Regions from separate parts of the Homo sapiens genome. Here all the other regions are linked to region 1. Evidence: chromatin loops called from intact Hi-C (ENCODE). Cell type or tissue: PC-9. All regions are shown on one strand. Region 1 has its middle 46 kb from the start of MAP3K13. Region 2 has its middle 6.7 kb from the start of LIPH. Region 3 overlaps LIPH (lipase H).

Region 1 (2,500 bases):
AGACTCACACAACTCCAACAAAAAAGATTTGAAAGCTACCAACATAATTAAAATTAAAACTAAATTCAATGTGCTATCATTTTATGAGGCACCATATGTGAGAATTTTAACATTAAATGAAATATGAATTTCAAGATTCAGGACTGAATAAACTGCCAGCCTAGGGATGAATAACTGCTTTTGCTATTTTCTAAACAGTCAACATTTCACTGTGTATCTAGACCTCACAAAAGACATTTACAGAATGACAATACTTTAATTCATCATGTATTTCCAGCAATGTTTGCTTAGTCAAATGACTGTCTGTCAGGCAGGTTTATAAAGCTGCAAGAGCAAGAACTTGGTATGTTTCAACTGATATAACTACCAAGGATAACATACCACAGACGCTTTAAGAATTCCTTCCTGCCTGTACTCTGTCTCTTGTATTTTGTGGGCTGCACAATGGGAAGCCATTTTTTTTAAAGCATTGGATATTTTGCCAACCCAGAAGAGATATAATAAACCACAAAGGTATAAACTTAACTTCTAAATTAATTAAATTTATTATTTGTGATTTGAAATATTTAAAAAACCAGTTTGAACTCTCCCTTTAATATTAAAAAAATTAAACAAAAAGAACCACTTAAAAGCAGATAGGTTAATGTTTACACAAAGGCAATTTTTTTCCTTCGCTTTTTTTTTTTTCTTTAAAGTTTTAATGGGTGAATGACCTTGCTGGAATTCCCCTGTCAGTTCTGGAGTATCTATTTGGAACTTTCAAATAGAAACCACTTTTGTAAGTGGCATTAGAATGGTATGCCAAGTAGTATCTGTCTCAATACCTTGAACTTGAATGTTACACCACAGATGAATCAATAAACTTTACACAAAATGAAAGGTTTCCCTTCCCCACTTAGGCCATTTAAGAAGAGATCAAGTATAAATATATTTGACATTATCACGATGTAGGGTCAATTATACATAGAAAACTTCACGTTTACCCACTTCAAGAAATTTACTCTTGATATGGCTTTAAGTTATTCAAAGACAGGTCTATTTTCAAGTCTGTCAGACATTTAATATATCATGCTAAAGTTAGAATCTGAGTCCATACGTAATTCCTGTGACCTTAGTATAACTACCTAAAAGTCTAGATAATATAAAGCATTTATCATTTTTGTTTTACTTTAGAATTTCTAAGATACCTATTTTCACTGACAGAAATCACTTCAGATAAACTATGAAAAGGCTTCAGGAAACCTTTCCTTTCCAGCATGAGCCAAGTATGAAACTAACCCTAAAGCACTGAAGATCATTCCAGTCATAGGCAACAGGAAGGACAATTTAGAGCAGAAACAAAATATTTCCCCGACCTGGCCACACCTCTAGTTTCACCCTTGGCACTTCTCTCCCCCATTTTCAGAAGGCGAAAGAACAATAAAGATTGCTCTGGAATTTTAGCCTAGTCATCTAGCTTCCTCTCCAAAGCTGTTTTCAGGGCTGAAAAAACGTAACTCAGATTTCATAATCTGAGTTTCTACAGAACATATTGGTGTTTCAGAAGTTGACATGAAGGGCACACAAGAGTGAATGGAGAAAGAGTGGAGTATCAGGGAAATCCAGCAAAGGAAGCACTGCTTTTTAATATTTTTCCTAGAATATTTCAATACACTATTTTATAACAGTGGCTGGAATATTTTCAATATTACAAGTCTTTTAACAAGAATGTTTAAACTATTAACATGACATCATAATAATTATAGGATCAAATTAAAAACCCAGTCATCGTCCTTCCTGCCCAAGCTCACAATGTTTCCTATCCCTATCGTCTCCAATTTAGGATGGGATACTAATGCCACATATAACCGCAATCTTGATTTTTAAAATAAAACTGGAATTAAATTGTTGTGGTTGGGGACAGAGGGAGAGAAAAGACTAGATAATCAAATTGCTTTTTCCCAAGGACTTCTCTCTTCCATTCCTACCTCCCTACTCCCATCTAGTCAGCAAAACAAAAAAACTGTTTTTTCCTTTTTTGAGACAGGTCTGTCACCCAGGCTGGAGTGTAATGGTGTGATCTTGGCTCACTGCAACTTCCACCTCCCGGGCTTAAGTGAACCTCCTGCCTCAGCCTCCCAAGTAGCTGGGACTATAGGCATGTGCCACCACACCCAGCTAATTTTTGTATTTTTTGTAGAGACGGGGTTTCGCCATGTTGCCCAGCCTGGTCTTGAACTCCTGGGCTCAAGTGACTTGCACACCTCAGCCTTCCAAAGTGTTGGGATTAATGGTGTGAGCCACCCCACCCAGCCAAAAAAGAACTTTTGATGATGCTATTTTGGATATTAATAAAATATTTAACATAAAGAATTTGTAACTATTTCCTAACCTTTACTTTCCCAAACACTTTCTTTAAAAGTTATTGCAATATAGAGAGATGTCTGAAAGGATATTAATAAAAATGTTGGCATCCCAGGAGGTGGGGAGTGGAATTTCAAGAACATCTCTTCTTTTATTT
Region 2 (2,500 bases), 240 kb before region 1:
TCCTGCCGAATTAAAAGCATGAGCTTGTGTAGAGCTCCAGGCTCTACAGTGCACTGGACAGCCTTAAATAGCTGTTGCACTGTTTTAAAAATACTTTCTGGGCCGGGCGCAGTGGTTCACACCTGTAATCCCAGCACTTTGGGAGGCGGAGGCGGGCGGATCACGAGGTCGGGAGGTCGAGATCACTCTGGCTAACGCGGTGAAACCCCGTCTCTACTAGGCTGGCAGGCGCCTGTAGTCCCAGCTACTCGGGAGGCTGAGGCAGGAGAATGGTGTGAACCCGGGAGGCGGAGCTTGCAGTGAGCGGAGATCGCGCCACTGCACTCCAGCCTGGGCGGCAGAGCGAGACTCCATATCAAAACAAACAAACAAACAAAAAAAACTTTCTGTTCTTTGGTCATTTCCTGACCCATGATAACTCAACACCTGATATTTTACGTGTGGGTCGTGTCCTCCTGATAGGAGTCAGGAATCTCTCCCTTTAAATCTTCTGAATTCTTTTCAGGTGGAGATTCACCGAAAATTGATGAGCTCTCCTCCTTCACACGTAACTTTAAGGCGATCATGTCGGGGACACCACTTGCAGAGCTTATAGTTTACAATGAATGCCACGAAATGGGTTCTCAGACAATTCCAGCTGAGCGGGGCGGGGGGCAGCTCTTATTTATTTTTTAACTATACTTTAAGTTTTGGGTTACATGTGCAGAACGTGCAGTTTTGTTACACAGGTATACACGTGCCCTGGTTTGCTGCACCCATCAACCCGTCACCTACATTAGGTATTTCTCCTAATGTTATCCCTCCCCTAGCCCCCCACTCCACCACAGGCCCCGATGTGTGAACAGACGCTTCTCAAAAGAAGACATTTATGCAGCCAACAGACACGAGAAAAGATCATCACTGGTCATTAGAGAAATGCAAATCAAAACCACGATGAGATACCATCTCACGCCAGTTAGAATGGGGGGTGGCTCTTCTTTTTTTTTTTTTTTTTTTGAGACGGAGTCGCTCTGTTGCCCAGGCTGGAGTGCAGTGGCATGATCTCGGCTCACTGCAACCTCTGCCTCCTGGGTTCAAGCAATTCTCTGCCTCAGCCTCCCGAGTAGCTGGGATTACAGGCACCTGCCACCACGCCCGGCTAATTTTTTTGTATTTTTAGTAGAGACGGGGTTTCATCATCTTGACCAGGCTGGTCTTGAATCGTGATCCACCCCTCTCCGTCTCCCAAAGTGCTAGGATTACAGGCGTGAGCCACCGCGCCCGGCATTGCGGGGTAGCTCTTCTAAGAGAGTCCGCCCCGGCATCCGTCCGCCAAGTATTTATTGAAAGGGCTTGTTAAACCACAAACATCCACTAGATGGCGTTTTTGAGGTCGGGTCGTGAGGCACCTGTGGCCTTGTAAAAGCACTCAAACTGCATTCTCAGGAGGCTGTTTTCAGCGTTCCTTATCACACCACACACTCCACTCCCTGTCCTGTTTTCAGGGTCGAGTTTCATTCTCATGCACAAATAACATACACACAGCGCCTCAGTATTTTTCCATGCCCCGACCTCAAATGCCTTGTACATAAGCTTGACTATGTTGCCTTGCGCCCCCCACAGTTGGCATCACAGGCATGAGCCACCATGCTGGCCTATATTAGCATTATTATTACCATTTTCATTGTTAATGTGTCTATCTTCTTGAGGGAAGGAGCATGTTCTATTTCTTCCTTATTTCTTGTACTGAGAGCTCCAGAAATGTTCCATAAATGAGGGAATGATGAAATGAAACAAATAAATGGAATTGGGGAAAGTTACCCTTATCTCTTTGCAGGATATGAATTGAAGAAACCCACTTATCTTTCCAAACTTGGACTGCAAGTGAGAAATGGCAGGGTCACTGATGTGGAAGGGAAGACCAAAGGGTGTTATAGTGAGTCATATACCAGCTTGGAGCCCTAGACCTGGGCGGGTGGGGACGTAGGTCACCTTTCTTGGCTGTTGAAACAAATGAGAGTTATAAAATCTCCACCCCTTAGTTCCATTACACTTCATACCTGTTTTTCCTGTCCATGCGTTTGGAAGCTTGCCTGTACCTTTTAAATATGTTCTCTGTAGCAAGTGACTTCTAGGTTTAATAAAGAAGAAGAAAAACCCATAGGTTTCTAGATTGGAAACTAGGAAAACTGTGGTATTCTTGAGTTGTAATCAGGAGGTCATAGAATTGAGAAAATAGTAATTAACTGATTGGAAATGAAGAAATGCTTTTTCTTAGAATACTTTTGAATAAATTATTTCAAATGATTATGAGTTGACTCATCTTTTAAAATTGTGGAAAAGTTCTTTTTTTTTTTTTTTGAGACTGAGTCTTGCTCTGTTGTGCAGACTGGAATGCAGTGGCGCAATCTCGGTTCACTGCAACCTCCACCTCCCGGGTTCAAGCGATTCTCCTGCCTCAGCCTCCCGAGTAGCTGGGATTACAGGCGCCTGCCACGATGCCCAGCTAATTTGTGTGTGT
Region 3 (2,500 bases), 230 kb before region 1:
GCCACAGGCTCAGTGTAGCTGGGACCACCAGCATGTGCAACCACGCCCAGCTAACTTTTTGATTTTTTCTAGAGACAGGGTCTCACCTTATTGTTCCAGGCGGGTCTCGAACTCTTGGGCTCAAGTGATCCTCCTACCTTGGCCTCCAAAAGTGTTGGGATTACAGGCGTGAGCCACAGCACCCAGTGGGAAATTTTTTTTTTTTTTAAAGAGATGGGTGTTGCCATATTGCCCAGGCAGGCTTTGAACCCTGGACTCAAGTGGTTTTCCTGCCTCAGCCTCCCAAGTAGCTGGGACTATATAGGCCTGCACCACCATGCCCAGCTTTAGAATTTTTTTTTTTTTTTTTTTTGAGACGGAGTCTTACTCTGTCGTCCAGGCTAAGAGTGCAGTGGCACAATCCTGGCCCACCACAACTGCCACCTGCTGGGTTCGAGCGATTCTCCTGCCTCAGCCTCCCGAGTAGCTGGGATTACAGGTGTGCGCTACCACACCCGGCTAATTTTTGTATTTTTATTTATTTTTATTTATTTATTTTTGAGACAGAGTCTCACTCTGTCACCCAGCCTGGAGTGCAGTGGCTGGGTCTCGACTCACTGCAAACTCTGCCTCCTGGGTTCAAGAAATCCTCCTGCCTCAGCCTCCCAAGTAGCTGGGATTACAGGCATGTGCCACCACACCCAGCTAATTTTTTTTTTTTTTTGTATTTTTAGTAGAGATGGGGTTTCACCATGTAGGCCAGGCTGGTCTCAAACTCCTGACCTCAGGTGATCTGCCTGCGTCAGCCTCCCAAAGTGCTGGGATTACAGGCGTAAGCCACTGTGCCTGGCCTATTATGATTATTTTACAGATGCAAAGCTGAGGCCCAGAGAGGTTAGGCAATTAATTACCAGGGGTCACATAGCTAATAGGCAGTGGAGTTGGACATCAAACCTAGGTCTGACTCCAAAACTCATGCTGTTTCCAAAGACGTGTTTTTTTGTTTTTTTGTTTTATGGAGATGGGATCTCACTATGTTGCCCAGGGTGGTCTCCCACTCCTCACGTCAAGGGACCCTCCCAAAGTGCTGGGATTACAGGTGTGAGCCACCCGCACTTGGCCTGTATTTGTATTTAGGACATTAGACTAGGGTTGGCAAACATTTTCTGTAAAGAGCCAGAGAGTAAATATTTTCAGCTTTATGGGCCATTAGTCATAGCCATTCAGCTCTGCCTTTAGAGCAGGAAAGTAGCCGTGGACAATATATAAATGGGCATGACCAGGTTTGACCTGCAGGCGACCATGCATTAAATTGCAAGAAAACATCTCAGGCACAATTATGCTAAAGAAGTTACAGTGAGATTGCCCTGGTATCCTACTTGGATATGTTTCTTTTCTTTTAAGAGATAGAAGGGAATACATGATAATCATGCCTGCTCTAAATAGGAGTCTGAATTCCTTATCAAAGGATATTGGAAACACCACTCATCCAACTGTAATTTTCCAACTGTCAACAGGAAATGGCATTTCAGAGTAATTGAATTTCAGAGTAGTCTGAAAAGGACAGGCAAAATTTCTCCTGTTTCAGATAAACTCAAATAGAAGAAGTTAAGCTTTAAAAACCAGTTTAACATGTTCTGTGGTCACTGGTTATATGTGCTCTGTTGCTCTACCTCTGAACAACCTTGACTTTGTACCATAACAATAACATAACTCAAAAGGATTTTGCTTTCTGAAGGCATACAAGTATCTGATGCCTTTAGAAATACCAACAGAAATGAATATTTAAAGAATGAGGCCGGGTGTGGTGGCTTGCACCTGTAATCCCAACACTTTGGAGGATCTGATGTCTGCAGAACATGCTAGCAGGTTGATATTCATTTGTTCAAGCAACATTTATTGATGCTAACTCTGAACCAGGCCCTGTTCTTGGCACTGAGAATACAACGGGTGGAACAGATGAATTATCCTGGAGCTTCTACATCAGTGGGGAGTTTTTCTGGAAAAAGGAAATAATGCTTCAGGTATGTTGCAGAAAAAATGCAAGTGACATAAAAAGGAGAAAATTCTCGCCCAGGCTCAGTAACTCATGCCTGTAATCCCAGCACCTTGGGCAGCTGAGGCAGGAGGATCACCTGAGGTCAGGAGTTCAAGACCAGCCTGGCCAACATGGCGAAAAGCCATATCTACTAAAAATACAAAAATTAGCCAGGTGTGGTGGTGGGCGCCTGTAATCCTAGCTACTTGGGGAGGTTGAGGCAGGAGAATCACTTGAACTTGGGAGGCAGAGTTTGCAGTGAGCGGAGATCACACCATTGCACTTCAGCCTGGGTGACAAGAGCGAAACTCCATCTCAAAAAACAAAACAAAACAAAACAAAAAAAAACAACAGAGGAAAATTCTCCATTCTCCAGGGTAGAATTCAGTACAAGAAAATAGTAGAATATTGATTTTTCCTGAAGGAAAGAGTATGGTTCAAAGCCAGGTCATTATTTAGGCTAAGGAATTTATTCCCAGATAC

What was found. Peaks named below come from ENCODE experiments on the same cell type or tissue, not always from the same donor. Only the 100,000 strongest peaks of a DNase experiment are listed, where the experiment ranks them.
Region 2: a loop joins it to region 1, with 4 times the contacts of the local background. A loop is called at or near these places in 1 of 110 quality-filtered maps.
Region 3: a loop joins it to region 1, with 2.6 times the contacts of the local background. A loop is called at or near these places in 1 of 110 quality-filtered maps.

What each region holds. Positions count from the first base shown.
Region 1 is chr3:185,316,153-185,318,652 of GRCh38, reverse strand. It overlaps a transcript of MAP3K13 not described here. Among named protein-coding and RNA genes, the nearest start is that of MAP3K13, 46 kb to the left of the region's middle. In PC-9, a CTCF peak has its summit at 1,086; DNase peaks (open chromatin) are centred at 282, 772 and 1,422; H3K4me3 peaks cover 1,219 bases; H3K27ac peaks cover 2,500 bases.
Region 2 is chr3:185,558,061-185,560,560 of GRCh38, reverse strand. No RefSeq gene overlaps it. Among named protein-coding and RNA genes, the nearest start is that of LIPH, 6.7 kb to the right of the region's middle. In PC-9, a CTCF peak has its summit at 1,348 (motif pointing right); DNase peaks (open chromatin) are centred at 100, 1,280, 1,510 and 1,980; H3K4me3 peaks cover 2,500 bases; H3K27ac peaks cover 2,500 bases.
Region 3 is chr3:185,544,205-185,546,704 of GRCh38, reverse strand. All of the region lies in intron 1 of LIPH (lipase H), which reads left to right. Among named protein-coding and RNA genes, the nearest start is that of LIPH, 7.1 kb to the left of the region's middle. In PC-9, a CTCF peak has its summit at 1,454; DNase peaks (open chromatin) are centred at 1,194 and 1,624; H3K4me3 peaks cover 1,254 bases; H3K27ac peaks cover 2,500 bases.